Regions from separate parts of the Homo sapiens genome. Here region 2 is linked to region 1. Evidence: read pairs that join two places in POLR2A ChIA-PET (ENCODE). Cell type or tissue: HCT116. All regions are shown on one strand. Each heading gives the region's core, and the rest is flanking DNA. Links, peaks and the distances in the headings are about the cores only.

The links. Peaks named below come from ENCODE experiments on the same cell type or tissue, not always from the same donor. Only the 100,000 strongest peaks of a DNase experiment are listed, where the experiment ranks them.
Region 2: POLR2A ChIA-PET joins it to region 1 with 5 read pairs; 2 of 35 experiments call an interaction of 5 or more read pairs at or near these places.

Annotation. Positions count from the first base shown.
Region 1 is chr11:105,228,313-105,232,721 of GRCh38, forward strand. All of the region lies in intron 4 of LOC105369468 (a long non-coding RNA gene), which reads right to left. Among named protein-coding and RNA genes, the nearest start is that of CARD18, 91 kb to the left of the region's middle. In HCT116, for the core only: no CTCF peak of the experiment used is centred there; a DNase peak (open chromatin) is centred at 2,515.
Region 2 is chr11:105,048,968-105,053,376 of GRCh38, forward strand. The region is part of intron 1 of LOC107984381 (a long non-coding RNA gene); the gene reads left to right. Among named protein-coding and RNA genes, the nearest start is that of CARD16, 5.8 kb to the left of the region's middle. In HCT116, for the core only: no CTCF peak of the experiment used is centred there; no DNase peak of the experiment used is centred there.

The sequences.
Region 1 (4,409 bases), core at 280-4,279:
TGGCCCAATATATGTCCTCTGGGCCCTTTATGGTGCCTAGCAACGTCTAGGGCTCAAGTTTATTCAGGACTCAAAGAACTTTCTATGGAGGCTCGCTTTAGTTCTTAAATGAAATTTTGTTACTTCAACCTAATCAGAAATTGCCTCTCCTATCTCTGGACCTTAGGCAGGACTTTCGGGTTGTTTCATAGATATAAAAATGATAGCAGCTAACATTTAAGGTTGACCTACTATATGCCAAACTCTTTAACTACAGCAAATCATTTAAACCTTACAACAATACCTTATAGTAATTACCATGATAATTGTTAGTACCAGTTGTATAAAATGGTTAAAGAACTTGCAAAAGTCATAAAGTTTACACAGCTAGGTGGGGGAAGAGGCAGGGTTTGAACCCACTGTGTGTGCTTAGCTCTTAAGCACAATAGCCTCACAGATGGGGCAAACCATGGCAAATCAGTGGATCAATCATTTCTTTTGGACACTGCTCAGAAGAGGACGCAGCTCAGAAGAAGGCTATGGACGTACAAGATAGTGAAACATTAACCTCTGCTTCGTATACATGTGAAGAAGCAATGCATGAACTAGTTTTACTAGAACAGAGTATTTTCTTGGAAGAGTGATGGGAAATAAATTTCAAGGAGTAGGTAGAGGTCATGGTCAAGACCTATTTATGTCATTTAAGTTATGTTTAAGCTGATCTTGTATACCAAGAGGAGCCATTAAATAAAGTATAGAGTGGTAAGTGCAATTTGGTGGAATGGGAGGATAAATGTTTGTTGTGTGGATTAGAGAGGAAAAAATTAAGTTGAGAAGGACAAGTTTGGAGGTTGTCAATGTAAGTCAGGGATAAGTGATAAAAGTCTGCTTTACTGCTGTTAAATGTTGCTAGAAAAGAAAAAGAGATGACAGTTGGATGAGCTTTAATGAAGGAAATATTATTTTTCACAAGTCAATGACCCACACAAGTTATGCCTGATTTCCATGCCAGTTAAAGTTCATGTGATTAATGGTGTCATTCCACAACTTCTGGAATACAGTTGTGAAAATGCAGAAGAGTTCCCAGTCTCCTCTCCCTTTGATCAAACTCCTACTTTGGAGTCTGCTCTATACCCTAGCTGTGATAATCTTTCCAAGAATCCTTTTCATAGATCTGTGGTTGAATCATTCTAGAAGGGTTGAGCCAAGTATAATGAAAGAGGGCATGTTGCGTAAGTCACTAAAAAATCATCTTTATTCCTTTCTCCAGATGTCTAATTTTTTTTTTATTTACCAGGGAAAAAACAATATGAAGGATACCTTCGTTTATGCTAATAGTATATTAAATCACTATTTGAGTGGGCATCACGCTTTGAGTGGGCATCTTTCCCAAATGATCAGTCAGAGCTAGTTCATGTCTGTGTTCAGTAAACCTGTATAAATACTGATCTCATTTAACACCCATCCATTCCTTTCCAGCATGGGAGCTACTCTCTCTATGCTGCTATTTCCTTCCTACCAGCCCAGGTGTGGGATGTCTGTCAAAAGTCATCTTCTGCACCCTCTTTCAGCTGCTGTTGCTGCTATTTTTGTGTTACATAGCATCCAGAAAAGTCAACTCTTCAGTGTGAACCAACGCTGATTACTGTAGTCACTGACCTAAAAGTCATCTGGCCTCTGCCAGGATCACTAACATAAACATGTCCACTACTAGCTCTGCTTCTTCCTCTTTCTGGGACTTTCGTAAAGTTAAGCACTTTTATAGGGCTTCTAGCTCTTTTCCATCTTTTGGCTTGGTGGTTGTACATTGATCCTTATGTTGTTCACTTTAAATCTATTAAGCAGTCCCTGTTCCTCTCACAACAAACCACCTACTATGTAATACGAAACATAAAGCTATTCATGATGTGGCTACTGCTTAATTTGCCAGTATCATACAATTATATAATGAGTGCTTGTAATTCTGATAAACCCCCATGGTCTTGCTCACCTATGGAATTTAGCATGTGATGTTTCTCTCCACTAAGTATTTTTTTTTCCTTCTACTCTCCCTTTTACCTTAAATACTATGGTTCATGATGTCTTAATGTAGATATTGCTTCTGTTGGGAAAGTGTCCCTGACCACCAAGACTTTAAGTCCTATTCTCCTTCTGTACTTTGGTAGCAATCTGTATTTATAGGCAATATAGAGCTTTAAAATGTGGCATCAAGAGCTTCATAGTTCTTACATGTAAACACTGCCATTCACTATTCACTAGCTATGTAAATTTGGAAAGTTAGTCAAACTCTCTCACATGTATCTTCTATAAAACTGGAAAAATAATCTGTATATTACAATTTTACAGGATCAAGTGTTAAATGGAACACATATAAAAACTAAGCCCAGTTCCTGGAGCTGTGAGTTTTTGTGTGGTATTCTGTCACTATCTTTTTAATGAACATAGGCAACCCTAGTGTTATCTGGCAATAAATCTCAGCTCATTATAGCACAACCTCTCTGCTGAGTCATAGCTACTAGGTGCTAAAGCTTTTGATAGACATTTAACCAGGACATGCAAACTGAGCAGCCTCTGTGTTTAAACGTCTCTGACCATCCAGGTCCTCACCTCCAAAGTAGAAAAATCTGTCAACACAGCCCAGTTATATTTAGAGAACTAGGTGCCATAAGTTTGCAGGGTGGTATGAAAGCATTTGTTTATGCCCCTCTACTAACTGCTTAATTTCACATGCATGTAACTTTGTGTTTTTTAATAATAGGACCTCTCACCATTCTCTTCTGTAATACAGAGGGCACATCAGTCAATTATATAAAACATATAGATATGACTTCCAAAGCCTTTTTGCCTCCAGGAAGACAGAAATTCCTTGAGGAATCCTGGTAGCCTCTAATTTGTATGTGGTTGCCTACAGAATTTCACCTGACTTTTAGACTTTTGTCCAAAGAAAGAACAAATGAGAGACTAATTTCCAAAATTATAATCCCAATGGAAAGTGGGCTAAAATAATGCACCATCTTTCAACAGAGAGCTATTTCTTTTTTCTTATTCTAATGTCATTAGATGGAGAGGTTTTCTGCATTCTGCAGGTCAGATAAAATTATTTGCTATTGATAAAGTATTTGCTTTTTCTGAGAAAGTAGCAAATTATTCTCTTGAAGCTGATTGGAGGCTTTTTAAAAGCAAGTTGGAGTGGAGCATGGTGGCACATGTCTGTAACCCGAATGCTTTGGGAGGCCAAGGTGGGAGGATCACTGTGTTCTGAGACATGGCTTAGTTGCCTGGGCAGTGTATACCATTAGCACTAAACTTTAGGGACCAGTTACACTAGGCCACAATCCATGTATTCCTTGACAAAACAATAGTAAATTTCTGCCAACAATACCAACTTTTAAGGCAAACCCTTTTGATCCAATTTTCTAGTTCTTACAGAATCACTTAATAGTTTTGTGACACTGAACTATTTGACTTGTCTTTTCCTGTAATGTTTTATCTATACAATTTTATTTATAATAATAGCAGTTATCATGGATAAATGACATGATACATGCAAATCTTTGGTTTACATAAGACCTGTTAAATAGCCTGTACTAAATAAATTGTCATAGTTGCTGCTGTTGTTGCTATTCTTATGGGTTTTACTATTGTGTATGGTACTCTGGGTGAATTATTCATCATACCATAGACATAATGACAGAGGAACTAAGGCTTAAATAAGGCAGAGCTCTTAAATATTTTATTATACCATTTTTAGTAGGAATTTTAATATAGGGAAATATAGAATATAATAAACATCTGTGTACTCACTAAGTGGAATTAGCAAACGCTAATATACTGTCTTGTTTCTTTAAATGAGTTCCACAAAATAAATTAAATAATGTGGGATTTCTCTATGTGCCAGTACTTAGGCCTGTTTGACTCTTTATTGCTTAAGAAAGAACCACAATATGTACACAATGTTCAATATGTACTTCCCTGGGTATATTTTAATATTTTTACTGGATGTAAGTAGCAAGTCTGTGGCATTATATTTTTTTTACAAATGTTATTCTACAGTTATCATTTGAAACTTTCTTTTATACATTAAACATTAGAGTTTCAATATTTCTCCAAATAGAAGAAATAACTCTAGTAGACAACACAAAACATTTTAATGACTTGAGTATAAAGAAGTATTTTTAATCAACTTTTTAACACACTAGTTTTAGATAATCCTTCATTATCAGCTTATGTTCTAGATTCTATGATTAGAATCTCTTTAAAACAAGTAGTGATAAATACAGGAAAACCAGAGATCAAAGGTGATCAACAGAACAAAAGCCACAAGAGGACAGGATCTTAGAAGCAAATTACTAAAATGAAAATGCTTTCAGAGTTCATTAACAGGCAAGTTGAAAAACAAGGCAAAATGGACCTGATTTTACGTAAAAAAT
Region 2 (4,409 bases), core at 150-4,149, 180 kb before region 1:
GTACTAACTACACTGGGAAATAGGAAGTAGATAAGCAGATAAAAGGTGCTTTTTTGTGTCAGTGGGAAATAAATTCTGAGTTAAATGCATCTAGACTATGATAATTTATAACAGTCAGCCCCAGTAAACTATTTAAATGATGAGATGGGCAATAGGAAACCATTGCAGCTTCCTAAGTAGGAGAGTCACGTTAACATGCTTCTAAAGTAACTATTTCATATTGAGTGCTTAATAAGGCCCAGGCTCTGTAATAGATACTTCATCTATATTGGTTCCTCTTGTCGAACCGTTTAAAAATATTGGTACTTGGAATAACCCCAGATTATGAAACCAAAATCTCATCCTGACCCTCACCCTTGAGACTTCATGCACTGCCACATCCAGAATTTAATAGGACATGTTCTTTGAGGCATTGCTGGTACCATGTGAACCAGGAGCTGGGTCCTGATTGGACTGAGTGTTGGAGACAGGAGAAGGGGTAAGAATGTCTGGGAGTTGGTGCTGACTACAGAAAGAAGCTGCAGAAGAGTAGGAAGGAGCGAAGATGAAGCAGTAAAGAGCTTGCCTGGACAGGCAAGTGGCCAGGAGGGGTGTGGTCTCCTTGTGTCAGATTTCTACACCAACAGCATAGATAATAACTGACCCATGGAACCTCTACAAGTTAGAGTCTCATCTTGGAACCAGATAGAGCCAAATCCCCAAGGAGGGATAGACATGGTCTTGGATGTGGTGTGTTGCCTAGCAGCAGAAACAGAAGCCATTCTTTTCCTTCAGCCCACTCAGAATATAAACTACACTGACAGATGAAGTATATAAATACACTAGAAAGCAAGCCACTATAAGGATATATCAGCAGAAAGAAGAGACTATAAATTTAAATCTTGAAGGACATTGAGATATTGGACAAATCAAATATCAAATATAGAATGAAATCATTCTATATCAAATATAGAAGGATGTAAATAAAGGGAGCAAAAAGTAATTATTCTATAATAAGCAATAATTTGAGAAACAATAAAAATAGAGCATGTATAAATACAAAAATTAGTTATATTTAATAATGGACAGATTAAAAGGCAGACACACAAATCTGCGAAAATGTATATAATGTGGAAGATACAGAGATGTACAGTTGACCTTTAAACAATGAAATACTTAGAGGCACTGACCCCTATATTCAGTTGAAAATCTGTGGCCGGTTGCGGTGGCTCACGCCTGTAATCCCAGCACTTTGGGAGGCAAAGGCGGGCGCATCAGGAGGTCAGGAGATCGAGACTATCCTGGCTAACACGGTGAAACCCCATCTCTACTAAAAATACAAAAAAATAGCCCGTCATGGTGGCGGGTGCCTGTTGTCCCAGCTACTCAGAAGGCTGAGGCAGGAGAATGGCTTGAACCCAGGAGGTGGAGCTTGCAGTGAGCTGAGTACGCACCACTGCACTCCAGCCTGGGAGACAAAGCGAGACTCGGTCGCAAAAAAAAAAAAAGAAAAGAAAAGAAAATCTGCATATAACTTTTGACTCCTTCCAAACTTAACTTCTAATGGCCTGCTATTGAAGAGAAGCCTTACCAGTAACAAAAACCACTGATTAACAAATATTTTGTATTTTATATGTATTATATACTGTAATATAAAGTAAGCTAAAGTAAAAAAAGTTGTTAAGAAAATCATAAGGAAGAGAAAATATATCTACTATTGACTCAGTGAGAGTGGATTATCATAAGGTCTTCATCCTCATCGTCTTCACATTGAGTAAGCTGAAGAGATGGAGGAAGGGGATGGCTTAGTCTTGCAGTCTCACGGGTGGCAGAAGCAGAAGAAGAGGTGGAACAGGACACAGGAGAAGAAGGCACACTGCATTTATATTTGTGGAAATGCATAGTTATTTCTGTCTGACATTTTTGCTTTTCCATTTCCCTAAAATTTTTTCTAGACAGTATGAATCTTTCTTTCACCATTTCCCTTAGTTTCAGTGCTCATATCATAGAATGGTCTTTGTTGTAAAACAGGTCAAAAGCTGCTTTGAAAAATCAGAATCTTTCTGCCAAATTATAATGCCAATTTGTGCTCTGGCACTACTTCTTCTACATCTTCTTCCTCATCATTTGGAACTGGTTCAGAAGCACACATCTCTATCAAGTTTTCATCTGTTAATTTCTCTAATGTGCAATTAGCTCTTGAATTTTTATAAGATCCATATCTTAAAGTTATTCACTTTTTTTGCAATATCTACAATCTCTCATTATTTTCTTGATTGGCTTTTTCATAAACGCTGGTGAAGTCATGGACAACTTCTGGAAACAGTTTTCTCTAGCAGAAATTTATCGGGGTCTTGTTATGTTGCCTAGGTTGGCCTTAAGCTCCTGGACTCAAGCTATCCTTCCACCTCAGCCTCTTTAGTAGCTGGGATCATAGGCCCATACCACTGCACCCAAAATCATGGCTTTTAATTTTTTAATATCAATGATGTCATTTTCAGTGGTGTAGCCCTTCCAGACTTTCATGATGTCATCTCTATCGATGGTCTCTTCCTTGGCATTCACAAATCTTTTCATAGAGTAACATGTGTAATGAGCATTAAAGTTCTTTCTGACCTCCTGATTCAGAGGCTGAATTAGAGACGTTTCATTTGGTGGCGAGTAGACCACTTTGATTTTTTGCAAATTGAACTAATGAGGTTTTGGGTAGCCAGGGGCATTGTCCAACATCAAAAGAATCATAAATGGGCAGTCCCTTATTGGCAAAATATTTTCTGACTTCAGGGACAAAGCATGAAAGGAATCAATAGAGAAAAAGTGCTCCCATTGCACAGGCATTCTTGTTGTCCAACCAAAACACTGGCAGCTAGTGTTTACCATTTCTGTTCAAGGCTCAGGGCTTAGTAGCTTTATAGATAAGAGCAGTCCTGATGATAAACCTGACTGCATTCCCATGAAACAGTAAAATTAGCTTATCCTTTTCTATTTTAAATCCTTGTGCTTGCTTCTATTTCTTACTAACAAATGGCCTTTTTGGCATCTTTTTTTCTAGACTAGAACATTGTCACCTGTATTCAAAACCTGTTCCAGTAGTATAGTTTCTCTTCAATGATTTTCTTAATAGTTTCTGGGAACCAATCTGCTGCCTCTTGATAACCAAAAGCTGCATCCCCTGATGTCTTGACATTTTTAATGCAAAAGCACTTTAAATTATCAAACCATCCTTGGCTATCATTAAAGTATCCACCTTTAGATCCTTCCCCTTTCTTTTCCTTTAAGTTGTATAAAATAACTTCATTTTTTCTGGAATCATATTAGAGTCTATAAATATACCTTTCATATGAAAATTCTGCCACCACTTACACCCTTCAATTTCAATACAAGATTAAAAATTGTTTCACAATAGTGCAAGGTTTTGGCACTGGCAGGCACAGTGCAGTGATAGCTTTATTATCTCCTTTTATTTTTTTACATTGGTCTTCATTCTGTATTCATTTATCTTGAAATGGTGAGCAGCCACAAATCCAGATCTCAATCTACAGTACATATCAAACAGTTCTACTTTTTCTTGTAATGTCATGACATTGCTTCTTGGGAACATTACACCATCAGTATTGGTATGTTGTCTGGACCCCGTGCTGTTATTCGAGAATTATGGTGTTGCAGTAAATGCAACGAAAAATACATTAAAAACCCAAGGATACTGCTTTTTATAGCAATATGAAATTTACTGGAGATACAAACTGCTGATGTAGAGATAATGAGTGTCACATGGCATTTTAAGCAGATACAAAACTTGAGTTCACTGAAATAGCAGCAGGAAATGGCTATGAAAATATGGGAGTACAGTATCCATGGTTAATTTTGTGCAGTTAGGATTTAATACTGTATCTTTATATTTGTTTACATTTCTCTTTTCAAGTGGTACTATGTTTTATCTATGAGTGCATAAACTTTGATAAACTTTAGCTTTCTATAATAGATTTGTGTATATTTTATAATATAGTAGTAAATGATAAAATAGACTTAACAACTCCATAAATTTTGTGCATTTTTTACATACCTAACTTAATTTTTCAGTATTTCTAGTGTAGATGATTTGTGATTTTCTTCAAATTGTAGCAAATCTCCTAAATTTTTCCAATATGTTTATATGTTTATAAAATGCATGTATAAGCAGACCAAGGCATTTCAGATACTTGTTGTTTATGGGTTAATACTAATTTATCTAGATTGCAAAATCAAAGCAGAAATGAGAGGCTGAAAAATTTGAGAAGGCTTCACAGGTACGAAGGATGGAATGAGAAACTCTGAGATATAGCTGATCAACTTACCAGAAAGACAGACGAGAGAGAATAGAAAAGACAAAATATTTAAAGCAAATTTTTCAGAACTGGGGAAAAATATGTGTCCACTGATTGAAGAAGCAC